Linked DNA regions of Homo sapiens: region 2 is linked to region 1. Evidence: read pairs that join two places in POLR2A ChIA-PET (ENCODE). Cell type or tissue: B cell. All regions are shown on one strand. Each heading gives the region's core, and the rest is flanking DNA. Links, peaks and the distances in the headings are about the cores only. Region 1 has its middle 8.4 kb from the start of LINC02851. Region 2 overlaps KDM4C (lysine demethylase 4C).

Region 1 (4,405 bases), core at 310-4,309:
TTTTTATTTAAAATTATGTTACACTTTGATTCGTGTGTGTCCTGTTTTAATACTGCAATACTCTTGATTTCAGCTTCTTTAATAATTAAATATCTCAGTGGTGTGTGATCCCAGGGAAGTATTCTTGGCACAGTTTTGACATGTTTACTTGGTTGGAAGGACATTGTGGGAATATAATGAAGCCGAAAACATGGGAATATTGCGAGTCAAAAATATGGTTTTCCCTGTATTTCAATATCCACAAAACTGAAACATGCCCTACATGTGTCCTTGAGTATATTACTAATAAGGTATACAATATAAGGCTTCCATCTCAGAAGTTAAAGTGGTGTAGAATTGCCAACATTTATACAGAATTTAGTATTTGTCCAGCACTGTTCTAAGTGCTCCACAGGTTTTAGCACCTATTACCCTCAGTGAAGTTATTACCCAGTGAATAGTCCCATATTACAGATAAACTAACTGCCTCACTATGAGATTGAGTGATTTGCTCAATCACTATGAGATTGAGTAATTTGCTCAAAGTCACACAGAGCCAGTATCAGCTTCTCTCTCTATTTTTTTTTTTTTTTAAATAGGCGGGGTGGCTATGTTGCCCAAGCTGGTCTCCAAGTCCTAGGCTCAGATCCTTTGGCCTCAGCCTCCCTGGAGTAGCTGGGGACTAGGGCACACGCCACCACACTGGGCAGGATCTGCTTTTTAAAGTAGTCTTCTGTACTCTTAGTGCAAAGGAGAACTGGACTGGAAGTCTGGAGGCCTATACTTCAGACCTAGCTCTACTATTTACCCAGTTGTTTGACTTATTTTTTTATTTTTTTTATTTTTTTTGAGACGGAGTTTCGCTCTTATTGTCCAGGCTGGAGTGCAATGACGCAACCTCGGCTCACTGCAACCTCTGCCTCCTGGGTTCAAGCAATTCTCCTGCCTCAGCCTCCCAAGTAGCTGGGATTACAGGCATGCACCACCACACCCTGCTACTTTTTGGTATTTTTAGTAGAGATGGGGTTTCATCGTGTTGGCCAGTCTGGTCTCAAACTCCTGACCTCACGTGATCCACCCGCCTCGGCCTCCCAAAGTGCTGGGATTACAGGCGTGAGCCACCGAGCCTAGCCTCAGTTGACTCTTGAATGACATGGGTTTGAATTGCATGGGTCGACTTATACACTGCTTTTTTTCAACCAAATGCAGATTGAACATACAGTATTCACGGGATGTGAAACCCTGTATGGGGAGGGCCCAATTTTCCTATACTCTTATTCCTCAGGGCCAGCTGCAGGACTTGGGTATGCTTGGATTTTGCTATACTTGGGGGTCCTGTAATGGTTATAAGACCAATAACCAATCGTCTGTGTATACTGAGAGACAACTGTACTATAGAGCTGTGTCTCAAGTTTCTTCACCTGAAAAATAAGGATTCTACATCAGTGCTGTTGACTTCCCTGAAGAGTTATGAATATCAATACATTGATTTTTAAAAGTAGAAGCATTTGGTTGGGCGCGGTGGTTCACGCCTGTAATCCTAGCACTTTGGGAGGCTGGGGTGGGTGGATTACCTGAGGTTGGAAGTTCAAGACCAGCCTGACCAACATGGTGAAACCCTGTCTTTACTAAAAATACGAAAAATTAGCCAGGTGCAGTGGCGCACGCCTGTAATCCTAGCTACTTGGGAGGCCAAGGAAGGAGAATCGCTTGAACCCGGGAGGCAGAGGTTGCATTAAACCAAGATCACGCCATTGCACTCCAGCCTGGGCTACAGAGTAAGACTTCATCTCAAAAAACAAAAAACAAAACAAAAACAACAACAAAAAAGTAGAAGCATTTTTAAAGCAGTAAAACACTGTATGAAACAGATGTTATATTGCAATTATTTCACAGTCTTGGCTATTGAAGTAAGCCAATTAGGCAATTTACTAAATTATGACCCAGATGACTATATTTATGTCCCTGAAGTAGAATTACCTTTAAATTTCAATTGTAATTAACATTTTTTTGCCAGATGAAATAATTCATTCAGTTCTGATAATAAACCACATTTGCACAATAGCTGTATCCTTTTAAAGACAATTATGTAGATGATTACCTTTGAAATCACCTCAGAGACACTAATTACTAGTAAAAAATGAGTTTCTCAATTGCTCATAATAGTAACAATATAGCAAATTATAGAGTCAAATTTTGATGTTTTAAACTCCAGTGGACTCTGGAAAATATAGACATAGAATGACAGTAATCACTGATTTTTTTTTTTTTTTTTTTTTTTTGAGACAGAGTCGTGCTCTGTCACCAGGCTGGAGTGCAGTGGCACGATCTCGGCTCACTGCAACCTCTGTCTCTCTGGTTCAAGCGATTTTCCTGCCTCAGCCTCCCAAGTAGCTGAGATACAGGCACACGCTACCATGCCCGGCTAAATTTTGTATTTTTAATAGAGACGGGGGTTTCACCATGTTGGCCCGGGATGGTCTTGATCTCTTGACCTCGTGATTCACCCGCCTCAGCCTCCCAAAGTGCTGAGATTGCAGGCGTGAACCACTGTGCCCAGCCTTATCATTGATTTTGAAAAATGATTCTATATTGACAATAATTTTGCCTTTTTATGAGCCAATAAATTCTTATTGTTTATGACTGTTTACATTTAGTTACATTACTTGCATCAGACAAGTGCTAGTAGTTATACTGAACTATGCTATGGCCACAGACTCTCCTCCTGCTTACCTTGGATTTCTAAATACCAACCCCAGCTGACATGGAATAGGGCTTTGTATCTGGCGGATGCTCATTAACCGTTGTTAGCCAACTCTGAAAGTTGTCTTCTTAGCATGCAAATACTTGTAAAAATTTTACAGAAGGGTGACAAATTCTAACAGTCTACCTTCAGTTGATTTTCTTATTTTTTTTTTTTCAGACAGAGTCTTGCTCTGTCGCCCAGGCTGGAGTGCAGTGGCTCACTGCAACCTCCGCCTCCCGGGTTCAAGCGATTCTCCTGCCTCAGCCTCCCAAGTAGCTGGTGCCTGCCACCATGCCCAGATAATTTTTTGTATTTTTAGTAGAGATGGGATGTCACCAAGTTGGCCAGGCTGGTCTTGAACCCCTGACCTCAAGTGATCCACCTGCTTTGGCCTCCCAAAGTGCTGGAATTACAGGTTTGAGCCACTGTACCCAGCCCAGTTGAAATATTTTAATCTCCCTTGATTCTCTGGAGAAGAAATGACCTGTATATTTTCTCTTTCGCTTTATTTTTGGAGGCTGGCTGTTGGGTTTCTGAACACGCTCTGTACTTCTTGTGGTCTCCTAATGAATTTTAAGTAGTTATTACCATGATAGTTTACATTAATTTGGGCTGACTCACTATCTGTGTGTGCCTGTTTGCTTCATATTTCATCGTCAGCAAAAAACTGGTGCAAATGCATGGTGGGGGCACATGATATAAAACATCAGTCTCTAACTTGTATTATGGCTTTAATTTTCTCTGTGTCTTCACTTTATGATCAAAAGCAGAGTGGATTTTCTGCTTGCTTTTTATTGGAATGTTGGGAGTGATTAAGGAACTAAGACATATTTTGAAAAAATCAGCCTTTGATGTGATGTGATACTTACATGAATTAATATTGTGCATTTATATAATTAAAGGACCTATGCATTTAACTTATGCCTTCAAGAATCACTGTTGCAATTCAACACATCATCATATATAATATATAATACATAATATTATTATAATATATAATATTATATATAATATATAATATTATATATAATATTATAATATATAATATTATTATAATATATAATATTATAATATATAATAATATATAATATTATATAATTATATATATTATATAATATATAATATTATATATATTATTATATAATAATATTATTATAATATACTCTCTCTATATATATAGTGTGTATGTGTGTGTGAGACAGGGTCTGGACAGGTCTGCCCAGGCTGGAGTGCAGTGTCACCATCTCAGCTCACTGCAGCCTCAACCTCCCAGGTTCAAGCAATCTTCCCACCTCAGCTTCCCAAGTATCTGGGACTACAGGCATGCACCACCAGGCCTGGCTAATTTTTGTATTTTTAGTAGAGACAGGATTTTTGCCATGTTACCAGGCTTGTCTCAAACTCCTGAGCTCAAGCGATCCGCCTGCCTCGGCTTCCCAAAGTGCTGGGATTACAGGCATGAGCCACCGTTCCTGCCCTGAAATGTGTACACTTTTTAATTTAAGAATGAAAGAAGACCGGGCGCTGTGACTCATGCCTGTAATCCCAGCACTTTGGGAGGCCGAGGCAAGTGGATCACCTGAGGTCAGGAGTTTGAGACCAGCCTGGCCAACATGGTGAAACCCTGTCTCTACTAAAAATACAAAAAGTAGCCAGGTGTGGTGGCAGGCGCCTGTAATC
Region 2 (4,405 bases), core at 142-4,141, 100 kb before region 1:
CCTCTCTCTGAGCCCTCACCTTTATCACACATGTGCATAACTTGCCCCTGCCTATGGGCAACATCTAATGACTTGCCCACAACAGCTAAACTTACATTTAGCTCATAAGAAATTTATTATTGCTAAAGAATAAATCAGCAAACAATACACTTGAAACTGAAACGAACAAAAATCCACCATGTAATACAAGGTACGATTTGAAATTGGTAGTCTAGATGTGGCTTGTGCTAAAAGAAACTGAAATGATCCTTCTGGAAAGCAATATTGGAAATGTTTCAAAAGTCAAAAAACTGTAAAAACCTTCTCAACTCTTTGGTGGTAAACATGAACACGCATGCAATCACAGGCATGCATATATACATACACTCACATAAAACAGAAAGACCAAAAGGAAATCATAAAAAGGATATTCCTGGGCAGGGTGCGGTGGCTCACACCTGTAATCCCAGCACTTTGGAAGGCTGAGGTAGGCAGATCACAAGGTCAGGAGATTGAGACCAACCTGGCCAAGATGGTGAAACCCCGTCTCTACTAAAAATACAAAAATTCGCTGGGCATGGTGTCACGTGCCTGTAATCCCAGCTACTTGGGAGGCTGTGGCAGGAGAATAGCTTAAACCAAGGAGTCACAGGTTGCAGTGAGCCAAGATAGCGCCACTGCACTCCAGCCTGGGCTACAGAGTGAGACTCTGTCTCAAAAAAAAAAAAAAAAAAAAAGGTTATTCCTGTTTGATAACCTTATGAGCAATTTTTTATTCTCTTCTTCACGTTTTTCTGTATTTTTCCATTTTCCTACATGTACATATACTACTTTAATAAACAATACATTCTCAACATAGAGATTACTTATACTAGTAAAAATTCAGATGCAGAATGAGGAAAGGCTATTTTTTTAACTTTTATTTTTACTATTTCAAACATATACGTATTTAAAACACCAGTCTGTCAACTAGCTTCAATTATAAATATTTTGCTGGGCTGGGCACAGTGGCTCACACCTGTAATCCCAACACTTTGGGAAGCTGAAGAGGGAGGATCGCTTGAGCCCAGGAGTTTGAGACCAGCGTGGGCAACATAGGAAGACCCTGTCTTTACAAAAAACATTTTAAAAATTAGCTAGGCATGGTGGCGCCTGCAGGTAGTCCCAGCTACATAGGAGGTGGAGGCAGGAAGACTGCTTGAACCCAGGAGGTCAAGGCTGCAGTGAGCCGTGATCATGCCATTGCATGCCAACCTGGGTGACAGAACAAGACTGTCTCAAAAAAAAAAAAAGTGGGGGGGGGGGCAGGGGGAGGGGCCAATCTTCTTTCATCTATATCCATTCAACTTTATTTTCTTAAGTAACTGAAAAACAAATCCCAACCCTCGTGTTATTTCAATCATATATCCTTCAATATGCATCTTTAATTGATAAATTAAGAAAATTACATAGCCATCATTCCATCCAATATGACAATTCTACAATATCATATATCTTCAAAAATAAGAATCGTCTTTGAAATAAGTGTTCAGCAATTAAAAATTCATATTTGAAATTGTGCTACTACCTCATACGCAGGATATATAAAGAAGTATAAACCAGTAAGAATCACTAAAACCACAGAAAAGGGAACTTAAGCCAAAAAAAAAAGAAAAAGAAAAGCATGACAAAAAAGAAGTGTATAAGAGACTTCACTAAAGGGGAAATCCAAACATTCAGTGAACATAAGGGGAAAAAATCATAATGCAACTTAAAACCAAAAGATACGACTACACACACCAACAGAGTGGCTAAAATTAAAGAAATGACAATATCGAGTGTTAGGGAGGATGTGGGGCAAAGGAAACTTGAAAACATTGCTATAGGAAGTGTAAGCTGGAAAAAATGTTTTCTTCTAAAGCTAACCATGTATATATAAGGTATATAAGAAGGTATAAGGTATGAAGTATAAGAAGCCAGACATAAAAGAATGCACACTGAATGATTCTAGTTATATAAAATTCAGAAACAGGCCACACTGAGCTGTACTGTTAAACAAAAGAAGAAAATGATTACCTTCAAGTCAGAAGATCTAGTTACCTTTGGAGGAAAAGGGGAGCCTATAGTAGGTAATAGGGCAGGTAAGGGAATTCTACGGTGCTGGTAATGTTTTCCTCAGTGTCAGAAATGGTACACAGGTGTTCACTTTACAATAATTCATAAAGCTCTAGGTTTATGTTCTATGCACTTTCTAGCTTGTTTTATATTTCAAAATAAAAAAGGTTTTAAAATAATATAATAATGGAATTAAGGCAAGGATTATGAATGAATGCCATAGATGCCAAATCCACTGAATGAAAGGCTGTTGGGGACAGATAGTCAGCTAATATTTGAGTATACCCCATAGATCACTTATTAGTTACAAAGGGGAATCCTTGACTGAATCCTTAAAGGAGGGCGGGGGGACAGTTATAACATTACTGGGAAAATTTGAATATGGTCTATACACTAGATAATATTATATAAATGTTAAACTCTCTTGTCATTAAAAGATACATGCTTATATAATTCAGGGTGAACTATCGTGATGCCTGCATCATACATCAAAGACAGAAAGACAGACAGATAGAAACAGAGATAAAGAGACACAAAGAAACATTAAGCAAATGTGGCAAAATATTAACTATAGATCAAGTATCCCTTACCCATAATGCTTGGGCCCAGAGGTATTTCAGATGTCAGATTTTTCCCCATTTTGGAGTATTTGCATTATACTTACAGGTTGAGCATCCCTTCCAAAATGCTCCAAAATCCCAAACTTTCTGAGTTTCAACACGATGCTCAAAGGTCATGCTCAAAGGAAATGCTCACTGGAGCATTTAGATTTTGGATTTCTGGATGAAGGATGCTTAACCTGTACTAGTGAACCTAAGTGAATGGTATCCAGGTGTGTATTGCACTAGTTCCACCTTTCAGTAGATAAGAAATTTTTCGAAAGAAAATAATGGGCCAGGCCTGGTGGTTCACACCTCTAATCCCAGCACTTTAGGAGGCCGAGGCAGTTAGATCTCTTGAGCTCAGGAGTTCAAGACCAGCCAGGGCAATATACTGAGACCCTGTATGTTTTGAAATAAATATTTCAAGAAATAATAAATTAAAAAAGAAAATAATGAGAGAGGGCATAGAAGGTTTCAAAAGACAAAGAACTTTTAGAATTAGGGTTTTAAAATATCAGGAAAAGGCAAAAAGAATTAGAATATAACCAATGAATTACGCCACCATTAAAATGGCTAGACTGTAATAACATGTACTTTTTAAAAATATATATATATATTACAATTTGTCTGTGAAAAAAAGGACAATATAAGCCTGTTCAAATATAACATTTTTTTAATGATTGAGGGAAAGTACTGGAAAAATATATCTAAAATACTGCTTCTGCTTTAAGGTGTCAGTATGATGCATCATATTTCCTGTTTTCCAAACATTTTTATAATGTATTTTTGCTTTAAAAAGTTTTAATGTAATGAAAAGATCAGCCAGATAACCACATACCATGTTACTACTGAACAATTTCAGGTATTTGTACGATTATCTAGCTTCAGTTTGAAAAATACCAGCAGCAGAAATCCTACTGATGAATATTTCCTGTTGTCCTTTGAGGAATTATGGATCACCCAAAAGCACAACAAAAGAACACTTCTAAACTGCTTAAATGGTAACAAAACTGTCACATCCAATGATCTTTACAAAACTCACTGTAAATATGAATGTACCTCATCATATATGCTCCCATTAATATCTGCACCATAGATAGGTGCCACAAAAGTTAAGTTCTTCCAGTACTTGCGCTCCAAATCTTCGTAATCCAAGTATCTTGGAGTACAATATCTGTAAAAGGTAGATGACAAAAATGTACAAACCAGTAAGTCAGTTTTAGGGTTTTTCCCACCAAATTGATTTAAATCACTTTCTAAAACAAAATCCTACCAAAACGAAAATACTGCATGTTGTCAATTCTAACAAGTAAACATACAAACTGATTTACATAGCTATCTGAATAGTCTTAAGATTGCTGAATACTCAATATTACTTTACATTTTATTAGAAAACTACTTTCACGAAAACAACAATAGAAGCAGAAAAGCAGTTTAAAAGTCATTATTTCAGCTTTAAAGTATTTTTAAAATCTTTAATCAACTATACTATGCTAAGAAATTTTACATATTTATATAAAAATGACATAACACTTAGAGAAACACTGACAAACAATAATCTCACTAAAAATCCAAGAAAGTAAAGTTAAAATAAGATATTTTGCAGTTATTATATTGGTAAATGCTGAATATATTAATGGCAAGAAAATAATGACACCTCTTAGACAACTAGAGTGGGAATATAAGCTGGCAAAACCATTCCAGCATATAATTTTTCTAAACATATAAAA

The links. ChIA-PET counts read pairs that join two places held together with the same protein. Peaks named below come from ENCODE experiments on the same cell type or tissue, not always from the same donor. Only the 100,000 strongest peaks of a DNase experiment are listed, where the experiment ranks them.
Region 2: POLR2A ChIA-PET joins it to region 1 with 5 read pairs; 5 of 35 experiments call an interaction of 5 or more read pairs at or near these places.

What each region holds. Positions count from the first base shown.
Region 1 is chr9:6,710,541-6,714,945 of GRCh38, reverse strand. No RefSeq gene overlaps it. Among named protein-coding and RNA genes, the nearest start is that of LINC02851, 8.4 kb to the right of the region's middle. In B cell, for the core only: no CTCF peak of the experiment used is centred there; no DNase peak of the experiment used is centred there.
Region 2 is chr9:6,814,075-6,818,479 of GRCh38, reverse strand. It overlaps KDM4C (lysine demethylase 4C), which reads right to left. Exons shown (of 22, transcript NM_015061.6): 4 at 3,735-3,849. Among named protein-coding and RNA genes, the nearest start is that of KDM4C, 58 kb to the right of the region's middle. In B cell, for the core only: no CTCF peak of the experiment used is centred there; a DNase peak (open chromatin) is centred at 1,709; H3K27ac peaks cover 1,398 bases.